Regions from separate parts of the Homo sapiens genome. Here region 2 is linked to region 1. Evidence: chromatin loops called from intact Hi-C (ENCODE). Cell type or tissue: heart left ventricle. All regions are shown on one strand. Each heading gives the region's core, and the rest is flanking DNA. Links, peaks and the distances in the headings are about the cores only. Region 1 has its middle 24 kb from the start of MIR4290. Region 2 has its middle 120 kb from the start of LINC03062.

What was found. Hi-C counts contacts between places; a loop is a spot of excess contacts. Peaks named below come from ENCODE experiments on the same cell type or tissue, not always from the same donor. Only the 100,000 strongest peaks of a DNase experiment are listed, where the experiment ranks them.
Region 2: a loop joins it to region 1, with 4 times the contacts of the local background. A loop is called at or near these places in 2 of 110 quality-filtered maps.

Annotation. Positions count from the first base shown.
Region 1 is chr9:89,995,647-90,003,976 of GRCh38, forward strand. No RefSeq gene overlaps it. Among named protein-coding and RNA genes, the nearest start is that of MIR4290, 24 kb to the right of the region's middle. RefSeq lists enhancers at 3,829-3,998, 4,039-4,108, 4,119-4,168, 4,219-4,308. In heart left ventricle, for the core only: a CTCF peak has its summit at 4,580; DNase peaks (open chromatin) are centred at 1,994, 3,955 and 4,445; H3K4me3 peaks cover 926 bases; H3K27ac peaks cover 3,779 bases.
Region 2 is chr9:89,753,687-89,762,016 of GRCh38, forward strand. No RefSeq gene overlaps it. Among named protein-coding and RNA genes, the nearest start is that of LINC03062, 120 kb to the left of the region's middle. RefSeq lists enhancers at 3,678-4,179, 4,180-4,679. In heart left ventricle, for the core only: no CTCF peak of the experiment used is centred there; a DNase peak (open chromatin) is centred at 3,343.

The sequences.
Region 1 (8,330 bases), core at 84-8,083:
GTCTTGATGTTTTTGTTCTGTGTTTCATTTTCAGTGTCTTTGGCTGCTCTTGGGGTCTCCTCTTTCCCTCAGGCAGGGGCCGAAGGGCAGGCAGGGGGGTGTTGGGCCCAAGGGGGCCAGCTGGTGAGGACAGCCCCGCCTGCCCTGGTGGTCTCGCCTCTCCTCAGTGGGCTCATCACATTCACAGAGGTTCTTCGTGCCTCCCTCACTTTGTTGCCACAACAAGAAAGATTTCACTCCGTCTCTATTTTAAAGAGAGCTGGAGACATCAAGTGGCTGGCTGTGGTCACCCAGCCCCAACCCTGGGTCTCATTGGTGTAGGACCCCGTGTTTATCTTCCTGTCATTTCATCTTCCCCCTACTCCCGCCAACACCTTCTATTTAATCTTTCCCCCAGCTCTTCCTCCTTCTTGCACAACTGAGGTGCCTGTGAGGGGCTGGATGTGGGAGGTGGGTGACACCTCAAACAGTAATTTCCAGAAGCATTTTAGATGCAACCTCGGAGTCTTCAAAGGAGCACTGGGCAATTTTGCTTGGAGAGGGGGTGGAGGCGGGTAAAGGATCTCTGTATTTTCATCCCCTGGAACTGGCTGGAACTGGCTGGAACTGGCTGCCTGTTGGATGTCCCTGGAGGTGTGGCATCCTTTGCATGTCAACATCAGGATTTGGCTCTTGTCTCTGCCCCGGGCCTGACTCCCTGCTGCCAATGCCTGTGGTCTGGATGCACTTGCTGCGAATTGCCCAGGTGGCAGTGGTGGAGCAGAGTCTGCTGGGAGACACAGCAGGAAACATACAGCATCATGGGGTCCCAGGTGTGACGGCTGGGCATGGTGTATTTGTGAGAAGAGGCTCCAGACCTGGGGTCTGGGCTCTGGAGATGTGGGTGGGGCACAGGTGGCAGGAAAAGGATGGGTGAGCCCAGGTCCACCTGGCCTATGGAGGTCTTAACTTCCTAGACCTATCCAAACCTCTCTGTAGTGATAAATGCCATGGAAATGTTCTGGGGACTGCCGGGGAGTGGGATGGGAGGGTGGAGGGGGCTGTCTTCCACAGCCAAGAAGGAGACATAGTAGAGACCCTTGGATTCAGGCTTAAAGAATAACTAGGGGCATTGGCCTTCTTAGAGAGGACACAGGACTTTGTCTGACTTTGCACTTGTCTGGTGTCATTGCAAGTGGCAATTCTCAATTCTCAGTTCTCCAGTTATCCGGCGCCACCTGGGTGTCCAACAAGTTCATGCCATGAACACTGGAGGTGAAGGGCTCTGTCCTATGACTCTGCCCCACAGCAGACACCAGCCACAAGGCCCAAGGGTCATCCGGCTGTGAAATCAGGGGCTCCTATGACCTTCTCCCAGGCTTAATCCCTTGCTAGAATGAGTCACAGAATGCAGGGCAGCACTCTACTTACAATTATGGTTTTGTTATGAAAGATAAACTCAGGAGTGGCCAAATGCAAGAGAAGCATAGGAGAAGGTATTGGGGAAACAAGTGTGGAGTTTCCCTGTCCTCTCAGTGCACAGCTCCCCACTTCATGTGGATGCTTCTACCACCCTGGAAGCTCCCCAAACCCCTTTGTTTGGGGATTTTGTGGAGGTTCCATGATGTAGGTGTGATTGATACATCATTAGCCATTAGTGACTGACTCAGTCTCCAGCTGCTCCCCCCCTCTCTGGGTTGGGGATGAAGTGGCATCATGGTTGGTCTTTTTGGCCACTAGCCGCCATCCTGAAACTGTCTAGAGTTCAGCCACCCACCATCTCATTAGCACACAGAAAACAGCAAACTCCCAGGGTTCCAGGAGCTGTGTGCCAGTCTGGGATGAAAAGAGATCAGGAGGTAGATGGATGAACAGGGGCATTTTCCTGATCTATCCCCAGCACCAGGCAGAGCCCCCTTGTTGTCCTCAAAAAACAGGCTGTGAAGGCAGAGGCAAGGCTCCTCGTGGGGTTCCAGGTGTGGAGGTGCTGCAGACCACCTGCAATTCCAAGGGGGCAGATGCTGCCAGGGACATAGATCGCCCAAGAAAACCTTGGGCTACTGTTGCCTGACTGAAGGACCCTGGGTGTGAGCAGGGCTCTGCTCAGAGGGCCTTGAGCCCTCTCAGGCCATCCCTGACCACATTGCAGCCTCCACTAGCCCCGCATCAGGTTCTGGCCCTGCCCAGAGCCACCTCCCTGTGGTGGGGATGAGACATCCCAACTTCTCTCAGACCTGGGAGGCCACCCAAGGTCTCAGGTTGGGAAGGCCGCCTTAAAAGATGCTTGGCTTCCAGTTCTTAATCTTAGAGGATTTGGGGGAGGAACCAACAGTGTATTGTGTGTAGTGTGGTGTGTGTGTGTTGTGTGGTGCATGCATATAAGTGTGGCATGTAAGTATATGTGTGCTTGGTATATGCATATGGATGGATGTATATTGTGTTTATGTATGGGACACCTGGTTTGTAATATTTGTCATTGTCTGTGGTATAAATCCTCCCATGACAGCCAATGGAAAGCTAATGCCATGTCACCAAAAACAGAGTTGGAAAGGGTGTGCAGAGCCACTACCTTAAGTACGATGACGTACATATATCACCAGACAGATAAACAGACACGCAGCCTAGAGAACACTGATAATAACACAATGTGGGGGTTATTATCTTGAATTTTAATATAATTTATTTTATTGCAAATCTATTCATTTTAATTTTTAATAATGGCTGTGTGTAACAACTGGTCCCGAAATTCACAGACATTTGGCAATCGACCCCATCAAGGGGGTACGGGTTGGCCTAGACCACCCTGGATTCCTTCTCCGGCTGCGTTCTGTGGCCAATGTACTGAGCCCTGCCGGCCTCCTTCCTCAAGAAGCTGGAAATCTGGTAGGAGCTGGAGATGGTTTCACTGGGGTCCCCAGGCTCACCACCCATGGGGCTGCAGAGGGAGTGGTGGAGATACACATGGAGGCCTCCTGGCTCTGGGAGTAGCTTCACACTCATACTCGGGGAATTGTTCTAATGGCTCAGGCTTGAGGCACCACATGCAGTTTTTTTTTTTAAAGTATGGTATTAATTTATACTTGTCTGTTGTTTATCCAATAAATGGCGTTCCAAATAGCAGGGCACTAGCCTGAACGGGAGAGGAGTGTGGATTCTGTTCTAAGCATGTTACAGCATCTGCTTTCATACTCATGCATATGCACACATGCATATATGTATATCCATGTCTACCTCAGGCGTGGGCACTTGCTGACTTATCAGGCATAGCCAAAGATAAAAGGCAACACTATGCTCCATGGAGGATGAATCTCACTTGGGTAATAAAATGACAAAGAAAACTAGAGAACTAATGGCCATAAGACTCAGCCCAGCTGTGCCCCAGGAGGGAGGAGAGATTTGGGAGTGGGGTTCTGTAGGGGGGTGGGAAGGCTCTAGAGTGGGTGCTGGGGGTTACAAGCATTTTTGCCTTATAGGACTTCATTAAACTTCATGTTTGCTTTATGCAGCTTCCTGTACTTGTGGGACATTTACTGTTAAATATATACTTTCATATATATGTGCAGATATACCTCAATATATATGTATATATATGTCTGTATGTGTGTGTTGTATGTACACACACATACACAGAGACATTACAGACATGTACTCACTCTCTTTCACCTGAGTTGGCAGAAAGTTTTGTTGCTGGGCCCTGCTGAGATAACCGGTTTGCCCAGTGGCTTGCTGGCCTTGCCAGGCTGTGCTGAGCTGTTCTGCGATGGCTGGCAGGCGCTGCCTGGGCTAGAACTGGTAGTAGAGCTCCAGGTTTTAAATGGACCTAGGGGGATCAGCCCAGGGTTCCATGCAGGTTTAGCAGGTAGGGTGTAGCAGGCCACAGCTCTGAGAAGGCTCTGACCTGGCAAATGCTCACGGACTTGAGGCCTGCCCTGCCTGACAGCGGCTCTGATTTCCTGACCTGTGCACAGGAGCTGGCTGAGGGGCAGCCCCTGCAGGCTTAGAGTTTTCTGGTGAAAAGTGTTGTGGCAAAAGGAGCTTGAGCTGGTCCCCCAGTACCTCTGGGCCATGTGGGGCCTTCCCCCTCCCGAGGAGAGGGGCATGACTGAGATGTGCCCTCTGCCCCAGGGAGGCACACACCAGGGCAGGGCTAGGAGACACTCAGCCTCAGTAGCCACTTTCCAGTCAAGGGCCTGGGGTCACAGAAACCTCAGGGCTCCTTCCTGTAAGTCGGGGTGGTTCTCAGCAGCAAGCTTTCACTTTCCATGCCTGGCTGGGACAGCTGGGTATTGAGACTGAAGAGACAGCCCACCTCTCCTTCTGCCCAGAAAGTGAAAATGCCTGAGAAGGCGCTGGGAGTGACTGGGGACAGCCAGATGAAGGTCCAGTTCTGGTGTCGGGTCCCTGAGGAGGGAGCTCTGTGGACTGGCTCCGTAGCACATGCTCCTGGGGCTTGCCTGGCACCGGTGCAGGGATCAAGGTCGGAGTCCACTGGCTGCTGGGAAGGCTGGCATTGGAGTTACACTAAGGCGCTGAGCAGCGTTAGGCACTCAAAATCTATTTTAAGCCTTGTGTAAACATGCATGAGGCGAAGTCTCCCTCTCCCTGCTGCTCCTGCAGAAAGAGCTGTCCTTTGCATTGCCAACTTCTCAGGGTTCTTGTGGAGGTTAAGCAAGTGCTGTTTTGATTTTTTTCTGGAGGTGAAGTGAATTATAGCCTTGTTGTTTTAATAAGTCACAATATTTACAAGTTCATTTCTTTGAACTGTGTGTGGGGGGTTATTTTGTCTGCAATTTTGAAGGTAAATAATTTTCTGCTGTTTCACTGTCGTTTCAGCCAGATATTTTTGTTTGGTTTGGTTTTCAAAAGGAGGAGAAGGGAACTAGCTTTTATGGAAGGTCTTTGCTCTGTCCTTACCAACGCGGGAGTTGTGCTTCCATTACCTTCTTTAATCATTTTCATAAGGATTTTTGTACAAATGATGAGGAATGACGGGTGGTTTTAAATTTGTTTTTCAGAAAGAAGTAATGCATGACTCTGATTTGCGGCTGCAGGATAAATCCGAACTATTTCAGGGAGATGTCATGGAGAGCTCATCTCTCAGCATCAAAGTTGCCTCTCCTGACTTTTGAATTTTAAGTGTTCTGTGTGGAAGAAAAATGGAGACAACAAATTTCTATGCATGGATTCAAAGAATCCTCGTAATATACAGACTACATTCTCCCCAGCTTTTTATCTCTATATATTCTTTTTGTTGAGTTTCAACCACATAGGGTTGAAATTCACCTTCCCACATTACATTTTTCATCAATAGTTGAAGACCTATGTATGTAAATATCAGGAACTATCAGAACTCCCTGCAACAGGAAACCTGACCCCCAACTCCCCCGAAATGCATCATGATAAACAGTCACTTGCCAAAATAACAAATCAGCTTCCTGGAACATGCTTGCTCAAAACCAGGAGAGGAGCTTAGAGACGTCAGCTTGACTTCTGCCTCGTACGCAGGAAGGGTGACCTTCAAAGATCAAACATCGTCCCAAATCTCCCTTCATCTTGTAGTACTCCTGCTTGTCGTAGCTCCTGTTACCATCAGGTACTGGGCCAACCATCCGTCATGTCAGAAGAGAGTTGGGGACAATCCCTGGATTATTTCACCTTTGCCCTGCTGGTATAGACAATGTGTGTTATGGCTGGGTGACTTGCTGACTTTTACTCTGAGCAACAGCTTTGTCAGAGTAAACTAAAACAGAGACTTCAGAGCATAATAAAATATGACATTTTTTCTGTATAGAACTAAAGACACGGGGGAGAGAGAACAACTTAATTAAAAAGACAGTGCCCTTTCAGTGTCTTTTTTTTTTTTTTTTTTTTTTTTTTTTTGAGATGGAGTCTTGCTCCGTCGCCAGGCTGGAGTGCAGTGGCGTGATCTGGGCTCACTGCAACCTCCACCTCCCGAGTTCAAGTGATTCTCCTGCCTCAGCCTCCCAAGTAGCTGGGACTACAGGCACGTGCCACCACACCCAGCTAATTTTTTTTGTATTTTTAGTAGAGACAGGGTTTTACCGTGTTGGCCAGGATGGTCTCGATCTCTTGACTTTGTGATCTGCCCTTCTCTGCCTCCCAAAGTGCTGGGATTACAGGCGTGAGAGTTTGTATTAATAAAATAAGAGGAACAATACCAAGGAGAGTGCTTTGTAAGGATGTCAAGGCTGCCTGTTCCCTGCTCTACACAGCATGTCTCTGACAAAGCAGAGGCCACAGAAAGGGGCACCTGGTGGAGGGCCCAGGCAGCAGAGCACAGGCCCTGCAATTCTGGATGCTGGGGTGTCATTTCATGTTTTGAATTAGCTGTGAGCCTGGGGGCTGCCGCCGGGATCATTTCCAGCAGGGCGGTACCATTTAGTTCCTTCTGACAAAAGGGCCACTGCCCAAGATTTTCCGCGTCTGCATTCAAGTGGCAGATGAGACACGGATAATAATACACACTCCAAATCTTTTCAGGAATTCACAGTCTCTGTTTGCAATGTTATCCTGAATTTGATCACGACATGCACAGAACTGGTTTGAAAATTATTTTCCAGAAGCAATTCTTTAATAAAACTTTTTCATCTGAAAAGCAATCTAGCCAAAATGTCAACAGAGGTAGATAGGATAAAAAATAATTACTCTGGATCCCAAGCCAAGATGAACATACAAGTATTACCAAAGATTTGGGTGTGATATCGACCCCTTGCCCCTCTCCAGCCCCCTTGATCCTGGGATCCCTGCCTGTCTCTGTGCTTGCAGGCTTCTCCCCGGCAGGGACAGAGAATGTGAAGTGCCTAAATGCTTAGTGATTTCATTCCAGGGCACTTTCCTATCATCCTGGTTACTGATGCCAGAGGAAAGCAGGAAGGGTTGGGGGTTGGGTTTGCAGCATCTGATGGAGATTGTGGTTTGCAGATTGTGAATTGCTGTTTTGTTCTACAAAAATAATGAACATGGTAACCATAGAAACCTAGTAGAAAGGTGTCCAAGAGGCTAATCGACCCAGTCAAATGAGTGTTTCTCTATGATGACTTGTAGTGATCCTGTTAAATTGTGCAGGGTTTCTTTCTGGGGGGCAGCAGGAGCTGTGACAAAATGCATTTATTATGCCATCCTCACGTGTCAGACTGACAACGACTGCTGTGTTGTTGCTACGAGATGGCTGCATAACAGCACCCACAGCTGCAGGACCATTGCAACTGCTTACTTGCAACAGGTGCTGTGTTTTAGGCCCCAGACCCCAGAACTTGGATTGACAGAGGGGCCAGCTGCTTAATTTTTGGCTGGCTGTTTTTCATCTGTGGAGTGGTGCCCCTCTGAAGAGACCAGAGCATGTGAAACTCTATCCTCATGCAAAGAACACTGTCCTAATTTTTCTTTTGCTGGAGGCCGCAAGTGCCAGAGAGAAGGATAAGAAAGGCTTTGGGCCACTTGCCCCAGCTTGAAGGCCACGATGCCAAACCAACCCGGGCAGTGCCTGGAGTGTCAGGAATTTACAAGCAAAGAGTCCAAGTGCTGAGCACGTTTGACTAGTAAGGGTGTCTTTACCCCAGCTGGCAGAGTTTGGGTAAAAAAAAAAAAAAGAAACACAAAATGGCAAACAGCTCTTTGCTTTTTGGGCTTAACTTTGCATAGCAGAGTGCATTAGCTTAAAATGTCAACAGTGACCATTGCCAGATAGATGTACTTCCCAAGAAAAATACTGGGGGCAGTTTCTATTCTGGGAGAAACTTTTGGTGAACAAAAACCTCATTCCAGCGCTACTCACCACTATATTTAAGTCAAAGCGGGGGGGAAGTTTTAATAGCAAAAAGGCCCATTTAACATTTCAGCTGACTCGAAGCCCAGATTCTCCGGCAAGGTCTTTGGTGCTGGTGGTGGTCCGGACTCATGGGAGGACGCTGGGGCTTCTTCACAAGGGATTGTTCATGCCATTCAAGGATGATGCCAAAATATATATTCTCCTTTTTCAAATGTAAAATGGACACGAACTTTTGGAAAACCAGGAAAACAAACAAAAGTAATTAAGTAAAAATATGCATAATTGATATATAATCTCCCCATCGAAAACTGATGATTCTACCTATTTTTAGATGTAGTCTTTTCCCAGGGGGAAGATTTAGGGGTTCAGAAGAACTTTCTGGAAGCTGGGTCCCCATCTGAGTTGTAGTGACAACCAGGGTCAGAAGGAGAGAGGGCAGCTTAGCTGGACATTTCACAGGCAGCAGGATAAGGCCGTGCATGTGCTGCTGCAAGAGCATGCTTTGATCAAAGGAGTCTAGGAAAGCCACCATGAGTGCCTGCCTGGGAGGGACAGCTCATCC
Region 2 (8,330 bases), core at 288-8,287, 240 kb before region 1:
ACCCAGAGTGTCTGGCTTCAGAAGCCAGGCATCCATGCTCTGGGCCATGTTGTCTTCTTGAGCAGAATGGGGGCATCCAGGGTCCTTTCAGGCATATCCTTCTTCAGACACAGCCTGTGGTCCCTCTGCAGGGCCCTGGAGTAGGTCACTGTGTTCAGTTTCTTTTGTTTAAGCTGGGGATTTCCATAACCCCTGCTACATGTAGTCTCTAGGTTCAAGCTGTTCTGTGGGTGAGTCTGATGGCTCCTTCCAGCACATTCGTTCAGCTGGCCAGGGCTGAGGCTCCAGTGTGGGTCAACTGGGACAGCAGAGTCCAGCAGACATTTCACCAGAGTATACTTGGGAAGTCACTGTGGTCGTGGGCAGCTGGTGCCCTCCATACGGAGAACTGGAAAAACATTTATTTTAAAAGAATTGAATATACCACTTTGGAAAATCATGCCAGTATGCGAACCCATTGTTTTTTAAATGGGTCTTGTTCTCCCAGTGAATACTTGCTTGGTAACTCTTTTTTGCATTATATAATTGATTTACACATTCTCACCTTTGCCAGTGAAAGGGAAAAATCACACAGATGACAAAATGCCCAGAGCATCTGAAACCACACCCTTGTCCTGGGCTTCAGTATCCTGGGGAAGTTCTCATTTGCAAATAATAAATTGCTGTATATTTCCTCTTCCTCCCACTGCTTGCCATCACATGGAAGTAGCAGAAAAAGTCCAAGTTCTAGAGTCCACCTACACTGGCCTTGGATTCCAGCCTGCCCGCCTGCTAGTGTGTGCACCTTTGGGTAGGTGGCCAGGTTCTCCCATTGGAATGAGCCATGGCTGGTGGCCTGCCTGACTCCCCTGAAGTAATGCAGGCCCAACTGAGGATGAGCAGCATCCCATCCTCAGGGAATCCCCACCCACAGGAAAGAAGAGCACAGAGGGTGGACATAAGACTTGCAAGCGTCCTCAGTTGAAGCTGATGTGTAGGAAAAGTGGGTGCTGCTGGTGGGAGGGCAAGGGCATTGCAGAGGAGCTCTGGGCAAGGCAAGCTCAGTACAACAGGCAGGCAACCAGTTCTCCCTCTCCCCACCTCCTTCTCACCAGGCCGTTCCTGGGACTGTCAGGGAAAAGACACATGCTTGGCTCTGAGTGTTGGGTATTTAAGTTCTGAAGTTCGGAGTATTTAAGTGCTTCCAGTGGACAGTCACTAACAGAGGCTGAAGGCCCAGGGGCAGGCCACCCTGTCCTGTAGATGCCCAGAGCTGTCTCTTCTAAAGCTCAGGATCTAGGCCACATCCACGAGCAACTCAAGCCAGGAACCAGGTGTCACCCTGACTTCTTGCCCCTGGGTCCTGGCACCCCTGCATTTTGGGAGTCTCCAGATGCCACACCTATCTCACTGATGCTCCTCCTCAGTGAAGCACAAGACAGCTTGCTAACTGTTGTGTTCACAACCATTTTGCATGACACCAACCTGGTTCCTCCCTAGCCCTTCTCAACATCAGTGTGATGGTGTCACCCACCCTTAGGAGCCCCCATACCTCTGCTGCAATGTGTGTCAGTCTTGATGTTGGCATGGCACCTTAGTTCCTTTATTCTGTTAACATTTTATTATAAACACTTTACAACATGCAGAAAAGCTGACATAATTGTACAGTGAAGAATTGTGTTCACAGTGTAGGTGGACATCCTCCTGACAACTGGATCCCATGATTAACCTTTTACTATCTTTGCTCTACCACATGTCTCCATCTCTCTGCCCTATCACCATGTCCATCTCATTTTTTTAATGCATTGCATGGAAGTTTCAGACATCAGTACATGCCACCCTAACACTTTAGCATGAATGTTATTGACTAGATTTCAGTATTTGTTAGCAGTTGTTTTTTGGGGGGAAGGGGTCAGATTTTCATTCAAAGACATGAACATATATTAACAGAACAATCTGATGTATTTAGGCAAATGCATCCGCTTCCATAATCCAAATTCTATAGAGATATAGGGCATCACCATTGCCCTAGAAAGTTCCCTTCTGCCCCTTCCCAGCCAATCCCCACCTTCAACTCCCCAAAGATAACACTGGCAGCATTTTGTCAACATAGCTTAGCTTTGCCTTTTCTGGAAATTCGTATAAACGGAATCGTAGAGTATACACGCTTCCGGTTTATTGATTCATCTGTGTGGCCGATTACATGCATCTGCAGTTGGCTCCTTTTAATTGCTGAGGAGTGTTCCAGCATACAGAGGTAGTGCTGCGCTGTTGATGGATGCCTGGATGCTTTCCAGCTGGCAATAGTGAGTAACAAAGCTGCTATGTGCCTCCTTGCACACATCTTTGGATGGATGCTTTCGTAATACACATGGGTGAAATGGCAGTGTGCACACCAGCCTCTTTGTGACATGCCCCTTGCCTACTTCTCAGCCACACAGCCCTGGCTGCGGAGAAGCCCTGAGCTGTTTCTCATATACCAGATGCTGTTTCATATGCGAGGACTGTGTGCGCCGGGTCCCCAACCTCTGACACTCTCACTCTCTTCTGGGTGTTCCCTCCTCCGTCATCTGTGTTCCTGCAACAAGTTCGATTCCAAGGTTTTCCTTTGACTCCAAGGGTTTCCTCTGATTCCAAAGGTTTCTTCTTGAAGTTATTCCAGGAAGTGCTGGCAAGTGTAGGACGTGCATGCTATATGTGATGAGCTGTCACCACTGGACACTGGGGCACAGTCCCTGGAGACCTCAAGGGCAAGCGCAGAACTGGCTTTGGTGTTGTCTTCTCTGGAGGCTAAGAAGCTGGGGAGATTACCCTCTGACTTCTGCAGTGCCTCCCATCACCAGCTTTGTTGCCCAGGCAGGCTCTCAATCAGTTCCCGAACCCACCCGGAGAGGCTGAGTGGAGTGTGCAGGGAGCATCCTCAGGCAGAGCCCGGCATTGCAGTAGGGCCTGCAGCTCTGTGGGAAAACAGAGACCCAAGGTCAGGCTAGCAGGGCACCCACAATGCAAACCACACCTTCTCCAGAAGCCTCCCCTGACCACCTTTTGCGTATTCTTTCCTCTGTGCTCTGATGTCACAGGGCACATGCATGCCTGGCGGTGCTCGCTTGTGCCAGTTGCAGTGGTCTGTTGGTGAGGTTTTCCCTCTCAGCTGCAAACTCCTCAGGGAGTCTCTCCATCTCTGCACCCCCAGGACTCGAAACAGCCCTTGAATGCATCAATTCACTTGTACCCTTACCACACTATCTATTCTGTCCCAGGAGTCACCTTCTACAGTGTCCTGTCACAAAGGTTTGGCTGGGACTGCTGGCAAAAGCCACTGGCTTGCTGCCTGTCCCTCCCTGGCAAGCCAGGCCTGTGTGCTGTGTGTGTAACCTTTGACAAAGTTTGTGGTCTAAAGGTTATGCTGACTGGGCTGGAGGTGAGGCGAGGACAGCGTGTGTTGGAGGTTGGTGGAGTTTTGCCAACTAGAGCAAGCTTAGTGCCACCCCCTCGCTGGGCCCTGTTCCCTGAGGAAAGAGCCTATGGTTGGCTCTTACAAGACCACAGGTCAGTCTGTGCCTTCCTGTGTGCGTCTCACCCTGGTCGGGTGGGGTAGAGTGAGCACAGAACTAGGCACATGGTTCCAGGCCGCTTCACTGCTTCCTTAAGGTTGAGAATGTCCCCCAGGTCTCTTGTGCCTGGGATTAGTGGAAGCAGGTCCTGCTGGGACTGCAGCTGGGTGCCCTGGTCACCAATCCAGCTTCAGGAACTGAGCTGGATACCTGACACCTTAAGTGGGGTCATTTGCCCTATGGACCCACATCTGGGCACAGGGCCATTTCGTTCTCAACTCTTTTGTCAGGAAATCTTTTCGTGTTCTACTCACTTGGTGATTTTGTCCATTCAACACAGGTTTTTGGAGTCCCTGGCAGGGGCTTGGCAGATGCTGTGATGTATTGGTCCAGGGAATCGGCTTCCACCCGCAGCCCCAAAGCTCTTTCTTTCTGGCATCCCCATCCATGAGGGCTGGCTGTAGGTCAAGGTGGGGTGCTGCACCCTACACCATCACTCAGAGATCCACGGCCCTTCCATCACGTGGCCCTGCCATCCTCCTGGGCCCTGGGTTTCTCAGTTGGATTCTGTGAATCCAGGAGGTGAATGAGGAGAAAAACAGCATGGAGGATCCCATGGGAGGCTTCAGGGCCAAGCCTGAGTAAGATGCGCGTCACTTCTGCTCACAATCAATTTCCCAGAGCTTTCTCAGGACCCCCTCCCCACCCCAGCCACCCACGAGGCTGGGAAATGTGGTCTCCAGGGCTGGAGGGACACGTGACATCATCCTGGCCACACGTGGGGAAGGTTAGACCCGCCTCTCGGCCATAGGTGGCTGATGATCTAGTGAGCAGGATGCGTCCACACCCTTGCTGGTGACACTGCCTATGGAGGGGTATGGGCCCTGACAACAACAGCCTCATTTTCCAGTTCCTAGGTCAAGAGACAACTGTTTCCAATGTAAACATTCTTAAATAATTCTAAAATTAATTCTCACTTGGTTATACATGTAAGGTATTTTCTCCCAAGTGGTGCTGCACAGCAACAGTCATACCTGGAGAGCTTCCTGGGGAGTGGCTGGCAGAGTTGCTGTGTGGTGGGGTTGGGCTGGGACACTTGAGCTGAGCAGCCAGCCAGGGCTCTGTGCCGTGTCCCCTGCGTTTCCACAGGAAGGACTGTAGGAGTGTGGGCTTGCCAAGGTTACGAGGTGATAGGACATTTTCACAATGGAGCTCTTTCTTATATGCAATGTCCCTAGTGCAGCTTTCAAAAAATAGGATGAAAACTCATTTTTTTTTTTTTTCTGAGGCCGAGTTTCACTCTTGTTGCCCAGGCTGGAGTGCAATGGCGCCATCTTGGCTCACTGCAATCTCTGCCTCCCAGGTTCAAGTGATTCTCCTGTCTCAGCCTCCCGAGTAGCTGAGATTACAGGCATGCACCACCACGCCCGGCTAATTTTATATTTTTAGTAGAGACGGGGTTTCTCCATGTTGGTCAGGCTGGTCTCAAACTCCCGAACTCAGGTGATCTGCCCACCTCAGCCTCCCAAAGTGCTGGGATTACAGGAATGAGCCACCACCACGCCCGGCTAAAACTCATTTTTAGTGAAAAAATAATATTGCATCAAGTCAGGACTACTCTCATTGGAAGTCTAGGACTTCAGGTCTCCATATGACCAGGGAAGGGGAAGAGGAGATAGGGCCCTTTCCTGGGAGAGGGTTTAGCTCAGGAAGTCTGTGTCAGATCTGAGGAAAGGCTTGCGGGGATGAGGAAGAGCAGCAGGCATGGGTTGTGCAGACCCAACAGGTTACTAAGAATGGAAGCAAATTCTCATCAGGCCATGAGGGCAAGGGCAGAAACCGAAGCGTCTTCTGTCGTCACCACGTCTCCCAGGGAGGATGAGTTCTGGCTGCTTTGATACCGACAGCATTTAGGAATCAGAGATTCTTTTATGCTTTACAGAAGGTCTAGGGAAGTTTTTATTAACTGAAAATCAGTAATTTATCCAGCATGGTAGATAATAAAAAATATGGGCAGAATAAAGTGCAATAGTAGCACAAAAACATTTTTTTGAATCAATAAAATGTTAATAATTGCAAATAAGCTATTTTGCTTCATAATCAATGGAAAATACTGAGAAATGTTAGAAATATTCATTTATTAGCTATCGCAAATCTACAGGATTTTATTTCATTTGGAAGATATTCATACCTGTTACCCAGAAGTACAAAGGACCCTTTGGGATGCTTTGTGGCCTCAAGATCTTTTCTGTAACTCATTGGCCTTGAAATCTGTCCTAAGATCATGCACACTCTTTGCAAGATCCTGGTCAGTTTTCGTTTGGGGCTGATGTCTGCCATTAGTTAAAAATCCAACTCTTGATTCTCTACCCTCAAAGCCTTCCCTTGGGTAGCAGCACAGAGGGCTTTGCTTGAGTGACAGTTCCTGTTGTTTTCCTGTTCAACAGTTCCTCCATTCCCTCGTGTACCCAAGTAACCAATGATGGTTTAGCAGCGAATGAGCAAAACACAAACCAAGCAAGACAAAATACCGTCCTGTTGACACAGTGGCGCTGTAATTATTATTTATCCTTCCTGCGCCCCCAGGCTATGATGACGCTGGAAGAGGGACCAGGAGCTGTGTCTCAGATTACCATTGCTCCAGGAGCCGGTCGCTGAAATGACAGACAGGACGGACATAGCAGAACAGTGGTGGACAACCATTGACAGAGAATCATAAGTAGTTCCATTGCCATAGAGTCCCTCAGGAAATAAAGTCTTATCTATGCCTGAATGCACGAGGCTATATAGATATCCAGCTGTTTCATGATGAATTCAAAGAGCCAACATATTTCTGGAGAAATGGCTCTCCAGCTGGAGATGGCCGAGCAAGTCTCTGGGAGCAGTGGCGTCTGAGGTTGGGGAAGCTCACCATGGGGGTCTGTCATGGGTTCGAGAGTGGGGAGCACATGCCTGAATGACTTGGGGCAGTGGATTGGGAGGGGGTACTATTGACAAGGTAATGATGACCATGCTTTACTGGTCACTTTTATCACTGAGGCAGTAACAACAAGGCTCTGAGGCTGCTGGGTCATCTGGAGTTGGGTAATAGTGCAACATGTATTGATTTTGGATTAGCCAGGATTCAGGTTAAGGAGTGTTTTGTTTCTTCCCCAAAGCAGCTTTCTCTATGCTTACAAAACAAAAATAACATGAAACTCCCAGTTCTGCAGCTTCGTCGGATGCTGTCTCACTGCGCTTTAGGGGTGCACCTGGCCTGTCTCCTGCCAGCCTCACCTCCATCAGCATTCCCACCCGCGGGTGTCCATAGGCCCCATTCCTGCTCCTGCCCTGGTGTCCCTAAGCAGCAGACCTTTCAGGTCCCAGGATCCCCTGCTTGCCTCTGACCTAATGTAGAAATTCTGGCTGAAATGGAGGGTATGGGGAGTGCCTTTTCCACTACACTTGTCTGTTTTGTTACCTGGTCCCCAGAGCTGCCAGACATTTTCATGGAGAATGTTGCTGTTGCTGTTGCTCTGGAGCCCTGCTCATCCTCCCTGCAGAAGTCGGGAGCTGTAGCCTCTTTTTGACATCTCTCTCCTCCAGGTACTTGCTACAAAATCCCTTCTCCTTTCCGCCAGGCAATAAACAAAACCAAACCCTACTCAGGGACACCCGCTCACTCCTTCCTTCATCGGCCAGAGTGGAAATCCCAGTTTGGTTTCAGCTGAGACCTGTTACAAATATATGCATAACTCTTCATAAATGACCACGTATTGCACATTTATCTCAGTCTGTCATCATGATAACTCGATACGAATGTTTTTATTTTTGTTCTAAACCCTCCTACTTTCTAACATAGCTGAGAATTCGAAGGTGCGGGGAAGACAAGCTCAGGATCACACATCCATGGTCTTATCGAGCAGGGGTGGTCTGCATACATTTCACGAACTTTTTCCTTTCTAATTTTTATAAATTGACCACGAACAGTTCTTTAAATAAGTCTTATATGAAGAAAATATCGATTTCATGGACAAGGCAGTCTTTTTTTTTTTTTTTTTTTTTTTTTGAGATGGAGTTTGGCTCTTGTCGCCCAGGCTGGAGTGCAATGGCGCAGGTCTTGGCTCACCGCAATCTCTGCCTCCTGGGTTCAAGCGATTCTCCTGCCTCAGCTTCCCGAGTAGCTGGGATTACAGGCATGCACCACCACGCCCGGCTAATTTTGTATTTTTAGTAGAGACGGGGTTTCTCCATGTTGGTCAAGCTGGTCTCAAACTCCTGACCTCAGGGGATCCACCCGCCTCAGCCTCCCAAAGTGCTGGGATTATAGGAGTAAGCCACCATGCCCGGCCAGGACAAGGCAGTCTTATGTAAAGAGTATGCCTGCTTTGTGGAGGCATTTTTGTTCCTGTCCCTTTTGCCCTTCATCATTGTCCCATAAAGGACAGAGCACTGAGCCTTCAGATTGGGCAACTTGTCAGTGCCTTTGACCAAAATCAGTACATGTTTGTATTTAGGAAGGGTGTTTTGAGGCTTATCAGAGGAATGAAGTTTGAATTTTTGAAATGGCAGAAGGCAGTTTCCATACTGGTTGACCCCATCCCTGCCCCTTACCTCTCCATTCTAGATGTAGATCAAGAGGCTGTTGAGATATTTGGACATGAGGCTGTATTTCTTCTTTCTACTGCTCCCAGAAGCTCAGATGACAATCCTCTATTTCTTAAAGTCTTATGACAGCTTGCCCGTATGACAAGGGCCAATGCCCAGGCCTTTACTTGGTGCTAAAAATCCATTTCTAACCAGGGAGGCCGATTTGTC